Regions from separate parts of the Homo sapiens genome. Here region 1 is linked to region 2. The links are chromatin loops, found by intact Hi-C in ENCODE. Cell type or tissue: HepG2. All regions are shown on one strand.

Region 1 (8,000 bases), 110 kb before region 2:
CCCTGCATTGTGTTATGGAGTACTTGACATGGCTATTAAAAACGCTCCTATTTATGTTTGTTTTAATATAGCCAGTTGTGTGTAAATTTGCAAGAGTTAATTATGCTATGACTTCTTAACTCTGAGTTAAGTGACATCACATTGGTAGCTTGAAATCAGCCAGCATAGTGTCTCAGTCTTCTTGGGCTACAGTAACAAAACACCACAGATCAGTGGCTTAAACAACAGACATTTATTTATCACAGTTCCAGAGGCTGGGAAGTACCAGACTAGGAATTGATTTGGTTCCTGGTGAGGGCTCTCTCCCTGACTTGCACACAGCTGCCTTCTTGCTATGTCCTCACATGGCAGAGAGTGGAAGCAAGCTCAATGGTGTCTTTTCTTAGAAGGGCACTAATCCCTTCATGATGGTCCCACCTTTATGACTTCATTTTTCTTAGAAGGGCACTAATCCCTTCATGATGGTCCCACCTTTATGACTTCATTTAAACTTAATTGCTTACCAAAGGCCCCATCTCCAAATGCCACTGGGGGTTAGGGCTTCAGCAGGTGAATTTTAGGGGGAAACAAATTATTCCATAGCATGGTGGCAGCTTTAAATTGCATATTTACACTATGGAAATTGACAAACATTGCTTGACTTCCTGGAGTAATATACTAACCTTTTCCTTGGGATGATGCATAATAGTAAGGTTTGGGATGGTAGAAGGGTATGTTTCTATATGGTAAAAAAGGAGAAGGGCATCTGTGGAAGGGCACAAGAAAAAGAAAAACACTGGTGAATTATCAGGCAGATTAATTTTAGGAAAAAGATTTAGGAAAAAGCAGGGGCAAATGCTGCAGATGAAAGTTGAACAACTGAAAATTGATTCCCTTGAAATTATTATATAGGTGCTTGCATTTACCCTAGACAATCTTTGTGTATCCCCAGAGATATGTGTAATCTAGTTTGAAGACTACCAAAGAAAAGATCTAGTATTAAAAAGAAGAAAGACACGGTCCCTTTAAGTAGCTCACAGTGTAATGGGAGGGATAGATAAGGAAATAGACAATTCAAATAAAGTATAAATCATGTTACAGAGTCTCATCAGGTCCCTTCTACACGAGGTGAGAAGTTTGCAAGGCTCAGAGCATATATTCATCCACAGCATGTTACCCTTCCTTTGGGTCATGGTCAGAATACCTGGGATCCTGGAATTCTAACTCTGCACAGCCTCTTTCCTGGACTTGTCCTCCTGAGGACACTTGTGTGCACCTGCTAGGCCTGAAGGGTGGGGAAGGGAGAGCTGTTTGTGGGGAATGTGGGCAGAGGGTGAGATTGCAGACCGGGATATCTACATATGGACATGAGTCACCTGACGTGCTGGATGAAGCCAGGGGTGAGAGGATAAAGGAAGAGGACTCTGGGTTAGGGATGGCTCATTGTGTGCAGCCAAGTACTGGCAAAGAACATTGCAGAGCCTGAGAAGGCTAAATCTGAAACAAGCGTTTCACATTATGAAAGTTTATTCAAGATAAAAAAAGAACATATTTAATGGCTTGTTAGCTGGATTTATAGATTTCAAATATTTAGGTACATAATATGTGCACCTCCATTTCTACTCTTACTCTAGACCCCAGCAATGTTGAGGTGGGGAGTTTGGGGCAGCTACATAAGTTTTAAAGCATAATATTTCAGAGGAATAAAATAACCATTGAATTTCACAAAGATTAGGAGCAGTCAGACTAACAGAGATTAAGGTTGGAGAGAGGGAAACAAGAAACAAGAAACAGGAAAGGCAGGCAAAAAGTGATAATTAATTAATATGATGACGGTGAGAATAAAGAAGATGGATGGGTTAAAGAAATATTTAGGATGTATAATCTACAGAGCTTACTTGTGACATTCAATTACTATTCAGCTTAAGATACCCCAAAACCAGTTGCCTACTTTGGCAAGGATCTTAGGAGAAAAGTTGGGGCTTGAGCTACGAATTTGGGGGTCATAAGTGTGTGCAAGGGTTGTTGAAGTCATGGGTGGAGAGTGGGGTCCCTTGAGAGGTGTGTAAGGTAAGATGAGGAGAGCCCTAAGACCAGATCCCTGGGGTGCACCATTTAAGATACAAGTAGAGAGAGGAGAGACCTTGAAGAATGCTGAGAACAAATGGCTAGAGAGTACAGGAGAACCCCTTAGGCTATGGTGTCAGAAGCCAAGAGGGAAGCATCTTTAGAGGAGAAAGGTCAACAGGTGCAAATGCTGCAGAATTGCCACATAAAATACATACGGGATAGTGTCTACTGGATTTGGCGATATTTCACATTGATTTAATCTGCTCAGTAAATATTCTTAAATGATTATGTATTGGATATCAGGAATAAAGTAAATGTGTAACAAAAAAAAAGACACAAAATATTCACCACCATGTAGGACTGTTTTCTCTAGGATGTAAATATAGCCATGTTCTTCTAGTTACATTGAACTTAAATCATCATTATATAACCAGGTACTTGCCACTGGCCAAGAGCCTAGCACAACGTAAGTATTGTGGAGATGTTAATATCTGGAAGCAGGTTGACTTTTAAAGAAGGGGGAAATAAGATAAGGTAAAAACAGATGAATTTGTGGGCAAAATTTTCTAAAATGTCATGTCAATCAGTGACATTTGAATAATAGAACAGGAAGTCTAAAAAATTACTGAATTCTTCCCAATTAAGGAAAGCCAGAACCACTGCAGTCTTATACTACCTGCCCCTATTTTACTGGAAAGCCTTATGGCATGCTTGCTTTAATAAACAAAATGCTACCAAATAATACCTCAACTGAAAGGGCATCATGATTATCATATCAAAATCATTTGGCCAAAGAGAGAAGAATCTCAACAAGTATTCCCCGAATCTGAGAAATAAACCTGTTCCCCTTTATGATAGTGTGCTCCTGGTGTTGAATTATGTGTGTATTTCTGCCTCCAAATCGTGGTGCCTGCACTTCTTTCTGAACTGCTATTCCCAGCCAAACCAAATACCACGCATCCTCCACAACCTGCAAAAATCCCACTTCTTCCAAAACTTCTTTTCCAGGCTTGCCCTCTGATGGTATATTCTGCTCATTTGGCTTTCCTCATCGACTGCTTTTTGATATCTTGTGAACCATTACCCTACATTAGTCATTTATTTGGACTATCTAATCTCCCTTGTCATCTTCTCTCTTTCCCACAGTACCTATTACTGTGGTTAGGAGATTCTAAGAAAATATTTTTCGAAGGAATATATGATCAGCACAGGACAGTAAATATGCCAAATGAAAGGTGTTCTTGCATAGGCGACATGAACAAGGGCTACTTGTTCATGTCTTAGACATGAATAATCAATGGAATGTTAGAGTCAAAAGGGGCCTGGTCTAGTTCTAAGGTCAATTTCTGACTTTAGTTCAATGTTTGGAGTGATCATGTTGGAAGAGAGCTTTGAGGCATGTCCTTTATGTCTAGGTAGGTGGAGCTTTAGGGACTGGGACAGTCAGTTTCCAGCCTCTTGCTCTCACATGCATTGCTTGCTCCTCTTTGTGCATGACGGATAAACTGACCTTGTAAACTGCATTTTTCAGGCTTCCAGCTGAGTTCAGCTAGGAAGAGGCTGATGGGAGATTGGAGGGTGGGAGAGAGGAGCCAGGGTATCTCACCCTTGCTCTAATATTTCCGGGAGTGGTTCTATCTCCTTCATGACTCCATATCCTGCTGGACAAGCTGCTGTGGCTCCAGTTTTGCTGGCTTTCGGGATCTGACAATCCTGTGTCCACCCTTGAGTGGTAGTGGTTTACTGTGTTGCTAATCTCTGGGTGCCTCACTGATTCCTATTTGGTTTTCTTAAAAAACATTTATAGGAGGCCATTGATTTGGACTGTGCTTCTGTACTAGGTCCAAGTAGGCCAAACCAAATGGTGTCACTCATGCTAAAGAGTTCCATGTCACTAAGCCGAAATGAAATTGTTTGTCTGGTCTTCCCAGGAATCAGGAAAGAAGGAGGGATAAACAGACGGAGAGAGTAGCCAAATTCCCAAACCAGCCAGTCTTAGCCAATATGACAAGGAAGTTCCCTAGTACCCTCTGCTATAACCTTTACAAGAGAAGTTACTTTGAAATGACCGAACTGTTTTTGTTGTTGTTGTTCCTTGTTTCTGCTTTCTTCAGCCTTTTCTTTTCTCTAAATACTCACTGCCTGTGTTGCAGAGAAGAGCTCTCTGAACCTCTCCTGGTTCTGAGGGTGGCCTGACTCATGAATTGTTCTTTGCTTAAATAAACTCTGTTATATGTGTTTTGTCTGAAGTTTTTCTTTTATCAGCTTCTAAATTATGCCATCACCGAATAATCAAATTTCTTTTATCAAATTCCCTTGTTTGAAATATGTGTTATATATTTCAAAGGTGAAGGGAGGTTTGGAGAAGAAGAAAAGCACAGAAAAACGAATGGTCTCTTCAAGAAAGAAATACGGGAATAGGTTACTGAAAACAACACGTGCAAAAACATTGACAACAAATGTGAGACTTCACTAGAATTACCAGCAGAAAAAAGATTTTATCGTTGGAGTAATTTGAGAATCGATTTCTCTGCCTGAGCTCAGTGGAGCCAGAAAGGAGACAAAGGAGAGCTTGTGATCTGATGGAGATGAGCTGGGAAAATTGACTTTGGCACTTTGGCTCGGGGAAGGAAATGAACCGTACATAAGCAGTAAAAAGGGAATCAGCTGCTACTTGGATGAGTCTTGATTTTAACGTGGTGCCACTGACAGGTCTTTGACATCGTGGGAAATTTCTACCTACACAAGATTGGCAATGCAGTGGACTGAATAGCCATGAACAATTATTGGTGACAGAGCAGAATTTCCAGATTAGCACCCTTTTGCCTTATTTGTTTATAAATCACCAGTAGATACATTTCTTTCATAGAAAACCTCCTACATCTAAAGATGGTCTTTAGGCTGTGTAATTTCCCTACCGTGGCCAATTTCAGTGCCTGTATTTTTTTTTTTAATGGAGCTATGAGTTGATGTTCCTTGAACTGGAAAATGAGAGTATGCCAAGGGTCCTAGAGACCATACTCCTAGATAAAAGACAAAAATATTCTCATGAAAACAGCAACAACAACATAAAAGAATCTAATTTATCCCTTTCTCTAACCTTATTTTTTCAATCAAAGCTAAGGCTGTAGAAAATTAAAGCAGATTCCTAATCTGAAGAAGGATACATCACAGGGTGATTTGGAAAATGTAGCCAAGGAGATCAAATCTGGGAACAGGCTGGTTTCCAATTAGTTGAAAGCATTTAATCTTTGCAGATTTTCTAGGAAATGCCGCCTAGACATTGGTTCTTTCAAATCCTTTTGTTTTCTGGTTTTCCTAGGGTTGAGAGTGGTTTGCTGGTTGGATTGGGATCAGGTGGACTTTTGTGATGTAAATGGAATGTTAGTATCCTGCCAAAGGCAACCTTTGCATTATTTGATGACATTTCCTCAGGATCCTCCAAAGGAAGTCAGAGGCCCCCAGACTTCCACATTGAATTGGGGTGGCACCATTTGTTCACATTTTGAGGGAAATCAGTCTTTGCCCCTTAAGCCAGAGCTGTTCCGGTTTTTGGACACTGATTAGCAAGGAACTTTCCAGAAATCACATCTTGTTTTGGTATTTTGCTTCTTTCTCTTATTTATTTAGTTTTTAAAGGCTTCATTCAAAACCTAGATGAGGTGGTATGTGCCTGTATTCCAGGCTACTCTGGAAAATGAATGGTCTCTCCAAGAAAGAAATATGGGAATAGGTTACTGAAAACAACCCGTGTGAAAACACTGACAACAAATGTGAGACTACTACTCTGCAGGCTGAGGTGGAAGGATCACTTTGAGTCCAGGAGTTCTTCCCTCCTGGGACCATGACTCTAAAAAAAAAAAAAAAGAGAGAGAGAGAAAGAAAGAAAGAGAGAGAGAAAAAAAGATAAAAAGAAGCTCTATTCAAATGCTTCACAAACTTCTCTTTTGACCTCTTTTGACTGAATTTTTATAAGGGAGGTGTATACAAATATATGATTTTCTATATATCTTACATAAATTTCTTTTTCTAATTAACTTTCAACCTGCAGTGTGATTTCAAATACTAATACAAGGCTCAAGACCTTACTAATAGCAGCAGATTTCCAATTTACCAATAATTTGGATTTGTATATTATGACATGTCATGGATTTCAGGAAAAAATATTGCATAAATCCTAAAAGAACAGGGACCCAGGACTGTAGATCAATGAAAGTGGAAGTGCTGAGGGCATTGTGTTTCCATCCTTCCTTCTCTGTGTGCTTGCTCTGAGGCTGGAGGCTCTGGGCTAGGCAACAGGGGTCTGGAGCTGAGGCTCTTAGACAATGGAAGTTCATAGCAGAGACAGAAAACAACTACAATATCAATTGTTTCCCTTCTTAAAGTCTCAGTTTCTTCATTGCTTACATGGATCCTTGTGAAATAATTATAATAGTAATAATAGATAACATTTTTTGAGTATTCCTTCCTTGCAGTATTTTAAGCATTCTTCACGTATCAGCTTATTAAATCTTCCAAATAATCCTACAACGTAGGTCCTTCTGTTCTGCCTCCTCTCTCTTGTCTCTCTCATTCCCAAATCTCTTGAATGCTGACTACTTCTCTGCAGAGTAACTCCTGGTCTCTCAGTTCGGTGGAGTGACTTTAGGTTATTTTTCATTGTGGGCAATGGCTTCTCCAATCCATGTAATTTTCCACAGCTTACCTGTAAGTTTGGAAAGGGAGTAAGCATGCAGAACCTCCCCTTACTAGCAGCAAGTCCTCAAGCATTCTTTTTAAGGGGCTTTGTGTCCAAAGAGGTGATGAACATACTCTTGGATTTTGTTATCTATTGTCTATGGAAGTGCCCTGAGTACTATATATAACTGTAAATGAAACTCAGTTTGCAGCTATATATCTTACAGGCCTACACAGCATTTAATCTCTTTTCATCTCTTTTAGGAAAGCTGTGCTTTGAAAGCTCCCATCTCTCAACACGCCATCCATGGCCACACAAGCTGTCTGCCCACCAGACTGGGGTCTCTTCTGTTGAACAGAAGGCTGACCAAAAGCTGACCCAGCACAAAGCCCAGCTTTCCACACCAACAGTTACTATTAGCTAGGCTCTCAATTACAGTATCAACTTTCTGAAGGAAGACTAGAAAAGAATCACTCTCCTCATTTCCAGATATATCTGAAACAAGGGCACAGTGGTAGTCATTAACCATAAAGATAAGGTTAATTTGCTTTCCTTCTAAATCTGAATGCTAATGTAACCATTTAAATAGTGCCAACAATGGAAATAAACACAAGGCTGAGTTAAACCACAAATGTACAGGCCTGTATCATTTGGCAAAACATAAGGGCTAGCGGTATTGAAATCACAGCATTAAAGCTGACATGTAAAAACGAATTGTAGGACTATTTGGGGCCAGCAGAGCAATTTATCAAATGGTACCAAGGGGACCCTAGAGATAGGAATGTGTCTTATTTGAAATAAGGAAATACAATGTCGTAACATTACTTAGAAACTGAGTACTTGAAATTCTTCTAGCCCAAATCTCCTCTCTTGTACTCCACATTCTGCACGTTTTTGGAGTTTTGAGATGTAGGTTGGGAAGAACTCCCAAAGTGCACATGAGTTGCCCAGAGGGAAAGAGAGGAAGGTGATGTGGTGGGAAGCCAGTAGGAAATGGCTCTGCCCTTCAACCTGCCCTGGGTCACTGCTGAAGAATAACAGGTCCTTTCTTCTGCCTGGCATGTTTTCTACACATTTTCGTAACCCTAAATTATATGCTACTCTTAATCCTACACGGTGGAAATGGACAATGATTTCTAGAGGACTTCTCTGCAAATAAATGAACGATATATGTGTGTTAAAACACAGCATTCTGCATGAAGCTTCATACACCTCAGTGTGAACCGGCCTAGTTCCTGTGCTTTGGCCAAGTGCTTGTGCAGTCTACCATGTG
Region 2 (8,000 bases):
CCTGGACTAAAGCCATGCACCCACCTTGGCCTCTCAAAGTGCTAGGATTACAGACGTGAGTGACCGCACCCAGCAGTTCATTCTTGCCATGTACACTGAGAGTTATACTTAGTTACTCAGTGAGAAGGCCTGCCCTTGGGAAGAGAAGTTTTAAGACTCGAGACTGCAGCAGAAGAAAAAAGTTATTGTATGTCTCAGTCACTCCACTTTCCCCAGACTTACAAACCAATTTCTCATCACCCTTATGTTTACTAACGTAGATACTTCAGATATGGATGCCTCATCCATGTCTGAGCTTTTCTTCTCTGCTACCCTACCACTTGACTGAATCTAATAAGTACAATACTGAATTATTTAGAAGAGTTCCAACACATCTCTCTAGGAAAACACACAGGAAAGAAGACAATATAACATTTATAAAGAGCTAAAGTAAAATATTTCCAACCTAGATTTCTATCCTAGAAAAAATGTCTTTCAAAATTGAAGGCAAAATAAAGATTTTTTCAGACCAACCAAATAGGAAAGAATTCATAGCCAGCAGTCTTGCTCTATGGGAAATGTTAAAGGAAGTTGTCTTTTTTTTCTACTAAAAAGAAAATGATACTAGATGAAAGTTTTAATCTCCACAGAGGAGTAAAAACCTGCAGAAGTGGTAACCATGCATGTATCCATGTATAAAAATATTTTGCTCTCATGTTTAATCTCATCAAATGGTTTGACTAAAGCAAAAATAATAATAATGTATTGCAGGGCTTATAACATATGTAAAGTTGAAATATATGCCAACAATAGCACAAAAGAGAAGAGGGAGGAAATGGAAGTACACTGCTGGAAGTTTCTCATAATACATATAAGTTGTTATAAATATTATTGGAAGGCAGACTGTGGTATGTTAAAGATGTATACTGTAAACTTAAAGCAACCACTAAAATAACACAACAAGGACTTGTGAGACAGATTTCTTAGGACACAAAATTGTGAACTATAAATAAAATGGGCTGGGCGTGGTGGCTCACGCCTGTAAAATGCACTTTGGGAGGCTGAGGTGGGTGGATCACCTGAGGTCAGGAGTTTGAGGCCAGCCTGACCAACATGATGAAACCCCATCTCTACTAAAAATACAAAAATTACCTGGGCGTTGTGGCGGGCGCCTGTAATCCCAGCTACTTGGGAGGCCGAGGCAGGAGAATCATTTGAACCTGGAAGGTGGAGGTTGCAGTCCTCCTTCCTCCACCGAAAGGATCGTGCCATTGCACTCCAGCCTGGGCAACAAGAGCAAAACTCTACATCAAAAATATAAATAAACATAAACAATAAATAAAATGGATAATTTAAACTTTATCAAAATCAAAATTTTTTCCCTTCGCAAGTTATGGTTTTGAAAATGGTGAGTAAGCCACAGACTGGAAGACAATGTTTTCTTTTTTTTTTTTTTTATTATACTTTAAGTTCTAGGGTACATGTGCACAACGTGCAGGTTTGTTACATATGTATACATGTGCCATGTTAGTGTGCTGCACTCGTTAACTTGTCATTTACATTAGGTATATCTCCTAATGCTATCCCTCCCCACTCCCCCACCCCATGACAGGCCCCAGTGTGTGATGTTCCCCACCCTGTGTCCAAGTGTTCTCATTGTTCAATTCCCACCTATTAGTGAGAACATGCAGTGTTTGGTTTTCTGTCCTTGCTATAATTTGCTCAGAATGATGGTTTCCAGCTTCATCCATGTCACTACAAAGGACATGAACTCATCGTTTTTTATGGCTACATAGTATTCCATGGTGTATATGTGCCACATATTCTTTTCTTTTTTATTAAGACAGAGTCTCACTCTCGCCCAGGCTGGAGTGCAGTGGTGCGATCTCGGCTCACTGCAAGCTCCGCCTCCCGGGTTCACACCATTCTCCTGCCTCAGCCTCCTGAGTTGCTGGGACTACAGGCGCCTGCCACCATGCCCGGCTAATTTTTTGTATTTTTAGTAGAGATGGGGTTTCACCATGTGAGCCAGGATGGTCTCGATCTCCTGACCTCATGATCCACCCACTCGGCCTCCCAAAGTGCTGGGATTACAGGCGTGAGCCACCGTGCCTGGCCTATGTGCCACATTTTCTTAATCCAGTCTATCATTGTTGGACATTTGGGTTGGTTCCAAGTCTTTGCTATTATGAATAGTGCTTCAATAAACACAGGTGTCATGTGTCTTTATAGCAGCATGACTCACAATCCTTTGGGTATATGCCCAGTAATGGGATGGCTGGGTCAAATGGTATTTCTAGTTCCAGATCCTTGAGGAATCACCACACTGTTGGAAGACAATGTTTTCAAAACACATGTCTGATAAAGGATTTGTACCCATAATACATACAGAATACTTAATCTCAATAGCAAGCATAGAAACAACTCAATTAAAAAATAGGCAAAGATTTGGATGTACACTTATCCAAAGAACATATACTAATAGAAAAATAAAGATAGCAAAGGATGCTCAATATTATTAATCATTTGGAAAATGCAAATTAAAATGACAGTAAAATATCCTGACTCATGCACTAGAATACCTAAACTTAAAAAGACCGACAATACCCATTGTTGGCTAGGGTATGGAGCAACTGGAATTCTCATATGTCACTGGTAGGAATGCAAAATGGCAGTCAGTGTGGATGAAGTTAGGATAGTTATTAGAAAGTTAAACAATCACTTGCCATATATATCTTACCAAGAAAACTAAAAACCTATGTCCACATAAAGACATGTATGTGAATGTGCATAGCATTTTTATTCATAATAACCTTGAACCAATTGAGATATGTCCATATAACAGGATACTATTCATCAAGAAAAAGGAACAGACCACTGGTGTATGCAAGAACATGGACAAATCTCACAAGCATTATGCTGAATGAAAGAGCCAGACACAAAAATCGGGTACTCTATGATACAATTTACCTAAAATTCTACAAACTATAGTGACAGAAAGCAGATCAGTTTTTGCCAGGAGCCAAGGAGTGGGGAGGATTAACGGCAAAAAGGTACAGGACAAGCCATGAAAATGACTTGACTCGGGCCATGGTTACAAAACTGCGTACACATTGGACTGTACAATTAAAATTGGTAAATTTTATTGTATGTGAATTATGACTCAGCAAAGCTGATTTTCTGAAAAACTTGGAGAAATGGTGAATCCAGTACTATGCAAGAGAAAGTACAGAATAAATCTAGAATATCTCTTTGTGTAAGAATATAAAGAAGTGCTCAATAAATAATGGGGGAATGTCAAAAGGAAAAAGGGGCCAATTTGAAGGGGCTCCCACTGAGCAGATCAGCGATAATTTTAGCATCAAGATAAATAATAATATAATGAATTATAACTCATTGAACAAAATAAGAATCAGTTAATCCATACTGTTATAAATAAGTCAATGAAAAATAAGTCAATGGGAGCAAAGAGAATGCCATTAAAGTATAGAAGGAATGAAGGTATTAGAAAATCATCAGCAGAGAGTAAAAGTGGTAGGTTAAAGTTTTACAACCAACAGGCTGTTGATGTAGTCTCAAAGTATCCCACTGTTCATAATTCTTAGATATAAAGGGAATAATAGTAACTTTACAGTGAAGAAAGCTGGCTAACACTACCTTAACCAAGTGATCAAAGATAACAGGTGAGACATGAGAGAAGTACCAACAGAGATTTGGAAGGCATGGAGACTCCTTGGAGCAGATGGCTTTTGAGATGTGCTTGGAGAGTTGAATGGTATTTCACCAGGCAAAGGAGGCACAAGAGGCTTCCAGGCCGAAGGTGTACCAAATGCAAAGAAGTGGGAAGTATAAGGATACCCTGCGTTTAAAGACATGCAAGCAGTTAGTTGTGAATGATAGGGTAGGTGTGAAGGGAAAAGAGATGAAGTATGAACCTAGAAGAAGGCCAGTGTCAAATTGTGAGAATTCACAGTGCCATTTGTTAAAGGTTTTTCACTATATCTTGAATGTGATGTATTTGAAGATAGTCAAGTAGAGATGTTTTCTCAAGGCAGAAGAGTCTGTGGCTCAGGAGGAAGTTCTGGGCTTGAAATTAGATGTTTGGAAGTCGTTAAAGTACAGTTGTTAGTGAAGCCAGTGGGGTAGATGGGCTCCACAGGAAAGAGGGAGGCAGAGCAAGAATAGAAAAAAATACACATGCCCCTAACATCAGCATTTATAGGACACTAGAAGGGAGGAAGCAAACTCAGAAAATAAGGCCAAGGAGTTGGAGGAAAACCAGGAGAGAATAGGATGTCAGAAACCAACCAAAGTTAACAATTTTATCCCCCAGATTAAAATTCTATATATAATGTATAAACTAAATATCCATTTTTTGTCATCTGCACATTCCTTGCATGTAATTTGCTGAGCTATATAGATAAGTAGACCAGTTACCATGCCTCTTTGTCAGTGGATCTTTAGCAGGAAAAATGAGGAACTATATGAGCTGATTTCTGAGGTCTTTTCTGCTTTAACTCTCTCTGATATTATTGATGCTTGGTCAGAATTCAGAACTCAGGTTTTCAATGCTAATAGAAAACAAAGTTAAATGTGTTTCATTTATACTATGATGTGGCAGGAACTGCAGCTGGGTATGACTTATTTCCAAAGAAGGCAGAGGCAAGCCTTTGGAAACATATTTCAAATCATTCTAACGCTGCAGTCATATGAAACTTAAGTGTTTAAGGCAACAGAAGAAATAGCACTGCTATTTGTTAGAACTGCTCGACCACATGGCTTCATTTACATCGTTACATTGGGCTGAGTTGTGGGGCTGAGGTTAAAAGTTTAGTCTTCAGACAAAACAGGTGATTCAGACACTGTCACAGCTGAAGGGCCCAGCCACATACCCTCAAGCAGATTGTTTCTGGTTTTTCATAAGGAATCTAGTTATTCATTGACTTGAAAGTATTTGTACACATGTGTCATTTGTGTGTTTTTCCTGAATCAGTTTGCTCAGCAAAGAGCCAGTGAATAGGTACTTTGTGTAAACACTGTGCTATCCACTGCTGAGGAATAGAGAGATGAAAACAACATAGCCCCAGACAACAAGAAACTTACAGTCTAACAAGGGCAGACAGATATCTAAATATGTGTACTCTTTAAGGTAAAATAGAACTGATGCTATGGTAGATGAAGAAAAAAAAATCTTAGCTCATCATTTTCTGCTACAGGCACAAATGGTACACCAAATCTCTTGATTTGTATTGTAACAGTAGAGGCCTTTGAAAGCAAGGGATATCGAACATTTGAACTTGGCTCTTAGCTACAGCATTAATGGGATGTGATTAAAATGTACCTGAAGACCAATATTTAAAGCAGGACAAAATTCTGTTTCTAATTGTTCCCCTTCTCAAAAGAAGAAAGAAGGAGCTTCTAGAGGGATAAGGTAGTTGTATGTTGAGGCTTTAATATTCTGGTAAACTGCGAGATTCTTTAGCACCCTTGTTTACATTGTTTATACGGTAAGGAAGGTTTGGAAAAAGTAAAACATATATTTATCAGTCACTTAAATAGTACTTACTTTGTGCCAGGGCTGTTCTAAGTGATTTACAAATATTATCTCAATGGTCTTAATAGACATGTAAAACCTTATTCTTTCCATTTTGCAGATAAAAATGGAGATGCAGAGAGGTCAAGTAATTTAGCATGGTCCTATTTATTTTCTTTCATTTTGTTGAAAGGTCTCAGAGGTACAAATGGCCTACAGGACTGTTCAGAAGGCAAGTGCAGCACCTGACCAATGGCATTACAGATCATTCAGTATGCAGGATCACAACTTTGATGCCATCTTCAATGTCTCTCTCTCCACTTTGTGTGCAATCTTCAGAGCTTATTACTCATACCTTATGTTCCTCAAAGTGCTTCCCTTCCATCTGGGCAAGTGGGACTCCTGCTCTGGGTCCCATACAGCAGAGCCTCGTGCTTAACAGTGGCCTCCTCAACTTTCTGTAAGTCTCCCTTTGGTTCCTGGAGCTGTCTGCAACTATTAGTGCTATTCCAGGAGGTGACCCAAGCCCTGTAGAGGGCCCCTATGGTACCAGCTCCCTATTTCTCCCCACAGTGCATTATCTGACCCTCATTTGCCAGGAATCAACACAATGCCCTAAGGAACTTCAGGACTTCTGAATTTGGAGTCACCTTAGGGAAGATATCACTCCTGCCAGTTAGCATGATATTTCTTTCATGAAATCATACAAGTTTGGCTACAAGAATGATGCTGATGAACTGATTTTGAGTTATTCCTACCCATGAAATACACAAGATGAATTCTGGCCTCTGGCCCAACACCAAAATGTGTGTGAGCCATGCATTGGCTTTCACTTATGCCTGTTCTGATCATGGCGCTGCAGTGGGAATGGTGGCAGCCCCCTTCTCCCTGTGTGTCTTCCACTGCTGGCACTCAGGGTGGTCCCTCCATCCATCTACAGCTTGGTGCTCCAAGTCAGAGATCTTCTGGGATGGCTGTACCTGACACATTTGAAGGCTTTCAAGATTACTGCTCTACAATGCCAACAAACCTTTCTGACTGACATCCTTTCTTGCTTGTGATCAAGGTGGAGACATTGTCTTCTCCTGAGACAGTCTTAAGCCAATGTAGATGAGGGATGTATATTTCTTGCAGGAATGGAAGAACTATTCTTGATCTGTCCATGAGCTTCTTATTTGTCTTTTCGATTGCTGTTCATGCAAAAGGAAGTTTGAAAGAAATCACATTCCAAGAATAAAATTATTATAAAGAATTCAAGAGAAAAGTATGGTTGAAGGACAAATTGTTCTACATTTATAGTATAAAATCCAAATGGTAATTTAAAATGACCAGGACACGACTTATTGCTAACATTTTCCCACAAACTAACTGAAATTTGCACCATTAACAAAGAACAGTAACAATATTTGAGATTATCATTGGAATCCATTATTCTCAGGAAGCACAATGGATGGTACAGCATCTTAAATAATGATCTAACAGCATTAAATAAATGGTGCTAGGAAACCAGTAGCAAGAAGGGCAATATTGTTTCAATATAAATAGATTCTGTCTGGGCACAGTGGCTCACGCCTGTAATCCTAGCACTTTGGGAGACTGAGGTGGGCAGATCATGAAGTCAGGAGTTCGAGACAATCCTGACCAACATGGTGAAACCCCATCCCTACTAAAAATACAAAAATTAGCCAAGCGTGGTGGCACATGCCTGTAATCCCAGCTACTCAGGAGGCTGAGGCAGGAGAATTGCTTGAACCCGGGAGGCAGAGGTTGCAGTGAGCCAAGATCACACCACTGCCCTCCAGCCTGGGCGACAGAGCGAGACTGTCTCAAAAAAAAAAAATATATAGAAAAAAGATTTTGAAGAGCTCTGGCTTTGTATTAACAATTTGCCTCCTTTTCATTATAGTGGGAGGTAAGAAATTAGGTAGGAACAATGTCTATGACAATAAAGAACATGAAGAAATGTTTCCTGAACACTACAATCTCTATATGCATTGACTAGACAATTAACAAATGTATATGTACCTCTTCAATACATGGCTATATTTCACGTAGGTCTATAAATTTTGTAAAACAGTTTTTAAAGATCGGTAGTTTACATAGAGAAGGGCCTTGCAAAAAAAAAAAAAAAAAAAAAAAAACTGCCTGTGACCCCATGCATCTTAGGAGTGGCTCTAGTCCCATATTTCTATTTTTAAATTTTCACTCTCTCTGCCTTATTACCTTTCCCTTATCCCATTGCAATACTTTTTCTAACTGGCTGGATGTTATCCTTTCTTCCCCTTATAATCTTCCTTAAACACATCTGCCTAATTGCTCTGGATGTTTTGGAGTTACTTCTATACTTTAAACTTCCACTGACTCTCCATTGTTCTCTGGTGAAGTACAGACCATTCATTCATCCTCTGCAATCTAACTACAAACCACCTTTCCTACTCCGTCTCTCAGTATGTAATGTTACCACACAGTAAGTCTGTAACGAAACTGA

Evidence for each region. A loop is a pair of places that touch in the nucleus more often than their neighbours do. Peaks named below come from ENCODE experiments on the same cell type or tissue, not always from the same donor. Only the 100,000 strongest peaks of a DNase experiment are listed, where the experiment ranks them.
Region 1: it touches region 2 in a loop (3.0-fold over the local background); 1 of 110 quality-filtered maps calls a loop at or near these places.

Annotation. Positions count from the first base shown.
Region 1 is chr5:82,518,426-82,526,425 of GRCh38, forward strand. No RefSeq gene overlaps it. Among named protein-coding and RNA genes, the nearest start is that of RPS23, 240 kb to the left of the region's middle. RefSeq lists an enhancer at 5,174-5,711. In HepG2, no CTCF peak of the experiment used is centred here; a DNase peak (open chromatin) is centred at 3,396.
Region 2 is chr5:82,630,912-82,638,911 of GRCh38, forward strand. No RefSeq gene overlaps it. Among named protein-coding and RNA genes, the nearest start is that of MIR3977, 210 kb to the right of the region's middle. In HepG2, no CTCF peak of the experiment used is centred here; a DNase peak (open chromatin) is centred at 4,930.